2 separate regions of the Mus musculus genome follow, and region 1 is linked to region 2. The links are chromatin loops, found by intact Hi-C in ENCODE. Cell type or tissue: left cerebral cortex. All regions are shown on one strand. Links, peaks and the distances in the headings refer to the core of each region. The heading gives the core; the rest is flanking DNA.

Region 1 (4,392 bases), core at 163-4,162, 330 kb after region 2:
ATTAGCTGCCATGTGGGTGCTGGGTATCGAACCTGCTCCTCTGGAAAGACAGGAAGTTACTTTTTCTAAGTAGGTCAATGGAGAAATATATTCAGCAACTAGTCATGTCTAATTGCTATTGCACTGATGGTCAATGGAATTTAAAAAGAACCATTATGAATTCAATGTCCTGGATATTAAAGCAGCACACACATCTTCATATAGAGTAATGTCTATTCAAAGCTTCTACACTCACTATGTTCCTTTATGTGTATGCGTATGCCTAAGTGTATGTAGGCGCTAGCCTGGGGTGCCCATGGAGGCCAGAAGAGAGGATCAAATCCCCTAGAACTGGAGTGACAGAGAGTCAGGAGGACCAAACCCTGGATACTCTGCAAGAACAGCAAGTAGTCTCAACCACTGAGCCATCTCTCCAGCCCCACTATTTGATTGATTGATTGATTGATTGAGATAGGATCAGGTTGGCCTGGAATTCACTAAGTACCCCAGCTAGTCCTCAAACTCTAACCTCCTGCCTTAATGTTACAAGTGCTGAGATTACGTGTGTGCACCATCAGGGCTGGATCTCCTGCCCATTTATTTTATATTTTTAAATATTAATTTTATTTTACTTTATATGTGTGAATGTCATACCTGTATGTGTGTATGTGCACGATGTGTGTGCCTAGTCCAAAGAGAGGGTCAGGTTCCCTGCAACTGGAGTTATAGCTATTGTGAGCCATCACGTGGGTCCCGGAAATTGAACCTGGGTCCTCTGCAAGAGCAACAACTGTTCTGAACCACTGAGCCATCTCTTTGCCCCCACCTTCCCATTTCTATAACAGTATTGAATGACAAAATGAAGAAGCCACTAGTGGGTTACAATGAAGTCGGGGACTGGGGTGGGGGAAGGAGAGAAGTGTGCTAAGTACAGTTTAAAAGGCTGAGGTGAAGGATCATGGAGGTGACAGGCCTGTTCAGCTTGTCTGTGGAGTAGGACACAGGCTTTACTGGTCATTAATTGTCATAGAAACACAAGTACACAAAGAGTAGAAGAGAAACCGGGGCAACCTGAATTACATTAATAGATTCTATTTATGTTACCGTCTTAGCTATGGTACTTTACTGTAGTTTTTTTTTTTTTAAATGTTACCAATTTGTCTTTTTTTTTTAAAGATGTATTTATTTATTATATGTAAGTACACTGTAGCTGTCTTCAGACACTCCAGAAGAGGGAGTCAGATCTTGTTACAGATGGTTGTGAGCCACCATGTGGTTGCTGGGATTTGAACTCCGGACCTTCGGAAGAGCAGTCGGGTGCTCTTACCCACTGAGCCATCTCACCAGCCCCCCAATTTGTCTTTTTAAAACAGTTATGGGATCTATAAGTAATAAATTTTATTACTTACCAGGGCATGTGAATATACAATTATTTCCAAATAAGGTTAAGTTTAAAAATGCAATAAAAAAAAACCCTGATCAGTCTCATAATGTGTCCCTTCAAGTACTGTCCTTAATAAGGCTATATTACACAACCTTCAAAGCTCAGCTCGGGTCTTGTGTCTTCCCGTAGACGTCACTGGTCAGAACCAGCCAACTGTTTCCTCTGCCTTGATCTTCTGTGCCTTCTCTGTTGTGCCAGCTGTTCGGATCTAGGTGGCAACCCTCTGAAGGCACAGCTTCGCCTCTGCATTTCTCTCCCCATATATAAAGCTCCAGATTGCTTTGTCTTGGCGGGTCTGAATCCTGATGATAAACCTAGTCGTCACTTTATCTGTAACCTCACTATAACTATATTACAGGTTGCTGTGAAGGTTAAATGTACTACAACATGAAAAGGAGATCAAGTGAGTAGACATTTTACTGAAAACAGAAACAATGAGCTGGAGAGATGGACCAGCAGTTAAGACTATGTAACTGCTCTCACAAAGGCTCTAAATTCAGTTTCCAATCCCATACCGGGCAGTGGAGGCCATCCTACAACTCCATTTTCAAGGATATGCCGCCCTCGTCTGGTCTCTGTGGGCATTGCACTCATGCAGAAATCCATACTCGGAGACACACAGACATACACATAATAATTACAGATACATACAAAAGTAAAATAAGATAAGATGCCGTGTGAGGAGTGGTGAGGAGGGTGTGACCCCAGGCTTCAGCTTGATACTTGTTTCTAAAATTACCACAGGGAAAGAGCAAAGACCTACTGAGAGTGAATGCCCAGTGCTCTATCATCCAAATGTTTGCATTTTGCAGCTGTAGTGACATCAGTATCTGCTTCTGGACATTTTAGGTGTGTGTGTGCGTGTGTGCGCGTGTGCGTGTGTGTGCATGCACGCATAATATATATTCATATACATGAAAATTGTGCTGGTCTATATACATATATGTATGTAAATCATATGTATATATGTATATAAATCAGCACACTTTTCAAAAATAAATGTTAACACCACGAATATCATCCTTGAGTGTTGTCCTTGCTTATATTCTCTGTGTTGTTCCAATTTTAGTGTATGTGCTGCCAAGGCAGTTATACCCCACAACAGAACAGGAGGACAACTCTGGAACATTTTCAAGTTTTAACTTCCCTAGGAGGCTAAGGCAGGGGGGGGGATTTCAGACTCAAGGCCCACATGAGTCACTGTCCTAATTTGGTTTCTGCTGCTTTGTGATTAAAAAACAAAAAACAAAAAAACAACAAAAAAACAACAACAACAACAACAACAACAACAACAAAACCTGACCAAAACCAGTTTGGGGAGGAAAGGGTTTATTTGACTTACAGGCCACACAGTCCATCACTGAGGGAAGCCAAGGCAGGAACTCAAGGCAGGGATCTGGAGGCAGGAACTGAAGCACAGGTGCTCAGGTGCTCCTAGGGGAGCACTGTCTACTGGCTTTCTTCTTATGGCTTGTTTAGCCTGCTTTCTTATACCACCCAGGACCACCTGCCCAGGGGTGGTGCCATCCACAGTGGGCTGAGTGCCCCCCACACCAGTCAATTACTTCCCCCTCCCCCAGATAATTCCTCAATCAAAGTTCCCACTTCCCAGATGTGTCTAGGCTTGTACTAATTGTAAACAAAACAAAACCAACAAACAATAACAAAACACCCAGCACCGCTGTATAGCCAGATTCTGTCTCAAGACAAAATAAAATAAAACAAGCCAAAAGAAAAGAAAAGGTTTGCCAGGAACCAATATTCTTTAGTAGCTCTGCTTCACACAAGGGCTGCCCTCCAGTTAAACACGTTCACACAGGCTTCCCTCCACCCACAGCATGTCTTCCTATCAAGCTCTCTGTTTAATTATTTGGTGGACGCCCAGTGGTTAAAGACCAAATAAGGATTCAGTTTCAATCACTGGAGGAGCCAGTCTGTTCTGCTCCTAGATGGAAACTTAGAGAATAAATAGTCTTTTCTTGAACTGTCTTAATGACCCTTCGAAAGAAAGTCACCAAGGACTGTGAGTGCATCCTCTCTGCCATCGTGGGAATTTGGAAACTCTTCAGAACTGAGCTGAACCCTGAGGACCTCACTAGACTCCGGGTCCTCTCCACACAGGCCAGTGGATTCTGTAATGGATTCCGTAGAGACGGCCGCCAGTGTACTCTGCCTGTACTGCAGGCCTTGTGGGCCTCATGATTTCACTGATGACTGAGCAGGGTAAAGCTTGGTCATTCAGTCAGGTCACCTCTCCTATAGCCTCGGACACATTTACCTTCTGGGAAAATAGAAAGGAGTTGTTGTTGTTGCTGTTGTTGTTGTTGTGGATCAAAAACAAAGAATGGGGCTGGGTAGATCATTCAGTTAGCAAAGTGTTTCCTGTGCAAACACAAGGACCCGAGTTCAGCTCCCCACCACCCACACACATAAAAAGCTGGATGGGGGCTGGAGAGGTGGCTCAGAGGTTAAGAGCACTGACTGCTCTTCCGAAGGTCCTGAGTTCAAATCCCAGCAACCACATGGTGGCTCACAACCACCTGAAATGAGATCTTCTGGTGCGTCTGAAGACAACTACAGTGTACTTATTTATAATAATAAATAAATCTTTGGGTCGGAGCAGTCAAGGATTGAACGAGTAGGGCCGACCAGAGCAAGTGGGATTGACAGGAGCGAGCAGAGGCCCTAAATTCAATTGCCAACAACCACATGAAGGTTCACAACTATCTGTACAGCTACAGTGTACTAATATACATAATATAAATAAATAAATCTTTAAAAAATCATTATTAAAAAAAAAAAAAGCTGGCAGACATGGCCTGTGCATCTGTAGTCCCAGCACGGGGGAGGTGGAGACAGATGACTTTCTAGAGCTCATTGACCAGCCTGCTCAGCCAAAGCTGTGAACTCCAGGTTCAGTAAAAGACCGTGTCTCCAAAATAAAGTGGAGAGAAAGTGGAGTCAGGTGC
Region 2 (4,392 bases), core at 164-4,163:
TCATTCTGTCTTGTTCCTCTGCAGTGGGTCTCTTGCTGAGCCTGAATTAGGCTGGCTGCTGCAAGCCCCACCAACCCTCCTGTCTCCTCCTGCAGTGCTGGGGTTGCAGACAGATGATTTTATTCTTCTCTTTTTATGTGGATCTTTCTGGTTCTCATGCCTGTGAAGCAAGAACTTCACACCTGCCTGGTCCACTAGGCCACCTCCCTAGTCCCCTAAAATACTCCTAGTGCCTAGAAAGTGCCTGATGTGCTTCTCCTTAGTGCTTTCCTGTCCTTTCCTATCTCTAGTTCTTCCTTTAAATGTGTGTGTGTGTGTGTGTGTGTGTGTGTGTGTGTGTGTGTGGTATGTGTGTGTTGGATGCCTGAAGTGCACAGATCTGCACACCTATACACGTGTAGAGATGAGAGTCTCTCACGGAACCTGAAGCTGAGGTTTGCGATTTTTTTTTTTTTTTTTGGGCTGAGTTTTTCAGTTACGAGCATTCTACATCAGTCTGGCCTGCCCAGTACCGGTGTTACAGGAACAGGAGCCTTTTAGCCTTGGTGTGGTGGATTCAAGCTCAGGTCCTCTGGTTCTCACACTTCCAGAGCAAGCTGTCTTACCCACTGAGCCATGTCATCAGTTCCCCTTGCTTTTTAAAAGGAGCATCATCGCCCACAGCAGTACCGCCAGGCACTGCATTGTTTAGTTTTTTCACTCCCTGAGCTTCCATCAAGAGGATGGAATTGTAGCAGAGGCAGGAGGATCTCTGAGTTTGAGGCCAGCCTGGTCCACAGAGTGAGTGCCAGAACAACCACAACCAAGGCTACACAGAGAAGCCCTGCCTTGAAAAACAAAAACAAAAACAAAAACAAAACAAAGGATGCTTGCACCCCCCAGCTGTGGCTCGCCCGTCATGTAGCATAGTAGTATCTGGCTGTGGGAATGTACTGTGACCTCTTCCTCCTACAGAGAAGGGAGGTTTTGGTAACTTCCAGTTTGGGGTTGCGATAATGGTTGTTTATGTCTTTGGCTGCATGCAAGAGTATTTATCTAGATGTGAAGCTGCTGGCTCCTGTGACATGCATGTTTTTGATTTTACCAGATCACGCAGAGCTGCTGCTAGTGGCTGTACCAGCTATGCTCTCCCCAACAGCGCACAGGAACGTTCCTTGTTCTGCACGGCCGCCTTGCTTGGCGCTGCCCATTTCCATCTACCACCAGCTGGGTGGTTGTGGGTCTGCATCTCATTTTGGCTTTCTCTTGCATTTTTCTTGTTGCTAAAGGGGTTGAGCATCTTCTGTGTTACTTTTATATTTTTGCATGGTTGAAATCCCTGCTTTGACCTTTCCCTAATTTTAAAATGATTCATTTTTTTGTTTTATATGTATGAGCCTTGTCTGCATAATATGTATGTGCAACATGCATGTGCCTGGTGCTGGAGGAGGTCAAAAGAGGTGTCATATTCGCTGGAATTGAAGTTATAGAGGGTTGTGAGTTACCTACGTGGGTGCTGAGCGCTGGAACTGACTCTTCTGCAAGAGCAGTAAGCAGTCCTAACTGCTGAGCTCTCTTCAGGCCCCTCGATTTTATTATTGATTATTTATTGATAAGGGACCAGACCGACCTTTACCTCATGGTCTTCCTTTCTCAGCCTCCTCAGTGCTGGGACTACAGGTGTGCTTTGAGTGTGCACACACGTGTACTGTGGAGTAAGTGTGGAGGTCACAATACAACCTCTGTCAGTCCCCTCCTTTCACCTCAAGACAAGGTCTCCTTGGCAACATGTGTGCCAGCCTAGCTGCTCAAGAGTCTGTGGGTTCTCTTGTCTCTGACCCACTGTCTCATGGAAGTCCAGGAATTACAGACGTGGACAGCTTTACAGAACTCAGGCAGAGCAAACAGCCAGCTGACAGGAAGTGAACATAGGATTAAGAAAAAACCATAGTGAGTAAAATAGGGAGTCAGGAGGAGAGCTAGAGAGACACCCAGGAAGGAGAAGGGAGGGACGTTGAGTTTGAAGGAAGGTTTTTGAGCAGGTGGGCAAGACAGGATTCCCAGTGAGACATTGGCTGAGGAGGACGGTCAGCTGTGTGTTTTCTCTGCCTCTCTGAGTTAGCAGGACTTCACCTCAGCATCTGGCTTCCGAGTCTTCATTGATAAAATTGAACAATTGAGATTGTGTTAAAAAGCAACGCGCCCCCCACTTTCCCCATTGTAAACGTTGTGTGTCTATTTTTGTGCTGGTGGATTTGTGGCTGCTCTTTGCATATTGTAGTCACCAACTGTAGCGGCTGTGTTGGTCACCGCCCGGCCTCTGGCTTGCCTTCTTATCTGCTGTATGACGGCTTTGTTGGATACACGTTCTTGTTAGAGCTGCGGACCTCAATCACTTTTAGAGTCTTATATGTGTTTTTCTTTTAAACCTGAAGTTCTAAAGATAACTTCTAGATTTTCTTTCCTCAAAGTCACAGTACCAAATGTCTTTCTTAGGATGGTACTGTCGGGTGGGTTCCTGAGCCTTTCTGCACGTCTTTCCTGGGTTTTAGAGGTCCTACATTTTATTTTGATTCTACGGGGCCTTTTCCCTGTGCAGAAAGGCTTCAGGAGCCAGACCTTGTATCCTGGGCTCTGCAAAGCCAGCAGGCCCCTAGGGGGCGCCTTCGCACCACGTGTGAGCTCTCTGCAGCCAGGCTCCTCTGTGTCCAGCTCTGGTGTGGGGCACCCTTGCCTCACTGCGAGCTACAGAGGCAGGCCAGGCTCATCTGCTCCTGACAAGATGGAACTGTCCTTCTGGCCCTTTCAAATCCCCCATTCCCATCATGCTCTCTCCTTTCTTAGAATCCTCCCAATTCCTTCTTGACTTTTGGAGGCTCCAGGTTACCTCTCTTCTCACTGCTAAGGTAGAGACATGCCCCAAACCACTGTGGCAGGCAGCTGATGTGGCTCTAGTGTCCACAAATGATCAAAGCCACAGGACCCACGGAGGGTGTCTTGTTTTACCTTTCCAGCTCTATTAGCTGACAGCTAGCCTGATGCCTTCCTGCTTCTTGCCTCCATTTTCTTGCAAGACTAACATCACTATCTTACAGTCTATTAAGGGTAAGACGAGATGAGAACGAATTATCAAGTTCCACAGTGTTTGGCACGTAGCAAGGATCAGCAGACATTAGCTTGCCCTCACCTGCTTGGACTCTATCTTTGGAAACAAGACAGAGCTGGATCCTTGCTGATGATCTTTTAAAGACCTCACCGCTGCTTTCTCATTTGGAATTCAAACAGTCCCACTAAATAGAAATCGCTGAAAGGGTAGTTTTCTGGTTTGTCTGGGAAGAGAAAACAGTGGAGTGGAATAACTGCATCTCTCCTGCAGTAAAGCAAGTGGGACTCCTCGGAGAAAAGTCTGAACTTGTGGCCCAGGGGCAGCCACTGTTGTTTAGTGTTCCTCTCTCGTTTGTGCAGTGACCAAGATCTGGGTCCCCACCCTGACTGACAGTCCGCAGTGCAGAGCATCCTGTTGCTGGGATGCAAGGCTCTTGTTGGTTATGGAGTAGATAACCGGGAAGCTGTCTTCACTCATCTCCAGGTATACGTGTGATCCCAGCAGCTCCGTGGCCGTTCTGTCAATCCCCAAAGCACATCGCGACACCTGAATAGCTCAAGCCAGAGCCATGGGGGCAGTAAGGGTGGGTCACAGAAGAATAAGGTGCACAGTAGATCCATACATGGGAAACCAAAGAACCCAGAGCGAGACAGGCCCTGCCCAAGGTCACTCAGTGAGGTAGTACAAGAAGAGATTTGAACTAGAGTCCTTCGTTCTGTTCAATCAGCAGCAGCAAGCCCCAGACACCCGCTTTCTCTGCATTCGTGTCAAATTCCTCTTTCGACTGCTCTTCTGGGCCTAGACAGCTGCTGTGGTTTGGGTTGAAGGTCACCGAAGCAGCTGTTTCTCACCTCTTCTTTTTCATTCCTTCCCAGCTCTCTCTGACTTGGTTGTGTTCTTGTCCAAATTCAGGAAGAGATCAGAAACAGTAGTGAGCATATTCTCTGAAAAAATGACACGGTATTTCACCCAGTAAGCGTAACGTGAGGTCACCACATGACTGAGCAAAATCAATGTTTCAAATGAGCACGTATGTCCACATAAAAGCTTGTTCTCCTTCTCCATAACAGGGAAAAGGTGGGAGCAGTCCAAACACCCATCAGCTCACGAATGACTAATTAGAAGGCAAACATCTGAACACCCAGTATGTTACCTGGCAGGAAGGAGTGAAGTCCTGGTGCCTGTAGTATGGATGAATCCCCAAAACATTCTATCGACTGCAAGATGCTCATTGGAAAGACCACACATCACATGATTCTGCTTATCTGAAATGCCCAGAGTAGGCAGATTCATAGAGGCAGAGGTAG

What was found. Hi-C counts contacts between places; a loop is a spot of excess contacts. Peaks named below come from ENCODE experiments on the same cell type or tissue, not always from the same donor. Only the 100,000 strongest peaks of a DNase experiment are listed, where the experiment ranks them.
Region 1: it touches region 2 in a loop (2.9-fold over the local background); 3 of 42 quality-filtered maps call a loop at or near these places.

The regions. Positions count from the first base shown.
Region 1 is chr9:66,978,674-66,983,065 of GRCm38, forward strand. No RefSeq gene overlaps it. Among named protein-coding and RNA genes, the nearest start is that of Lactb, 5.4 kb to the left of the region's middle. In left cerebral cortex, for the core only: a CTCF peak has its summit at 2,018 (motif pointing left); DNase peaks (open chromatin) are centred at 1,989 and 2,544.
Region 2 is chr9:66,643,776-66,648,167 of GRCm38, forward strand. No RefSeq gene overlaps it. Among named protein-coding and RNA genes, the nearest start is that of Usp3, 53 kb to the left of the region's middle. In left cerebral cortex, for the core only: a CTCF peak has its summit at 2,642 (motif pointing right); a DNase peak (open chromatin) is centred at 2,644.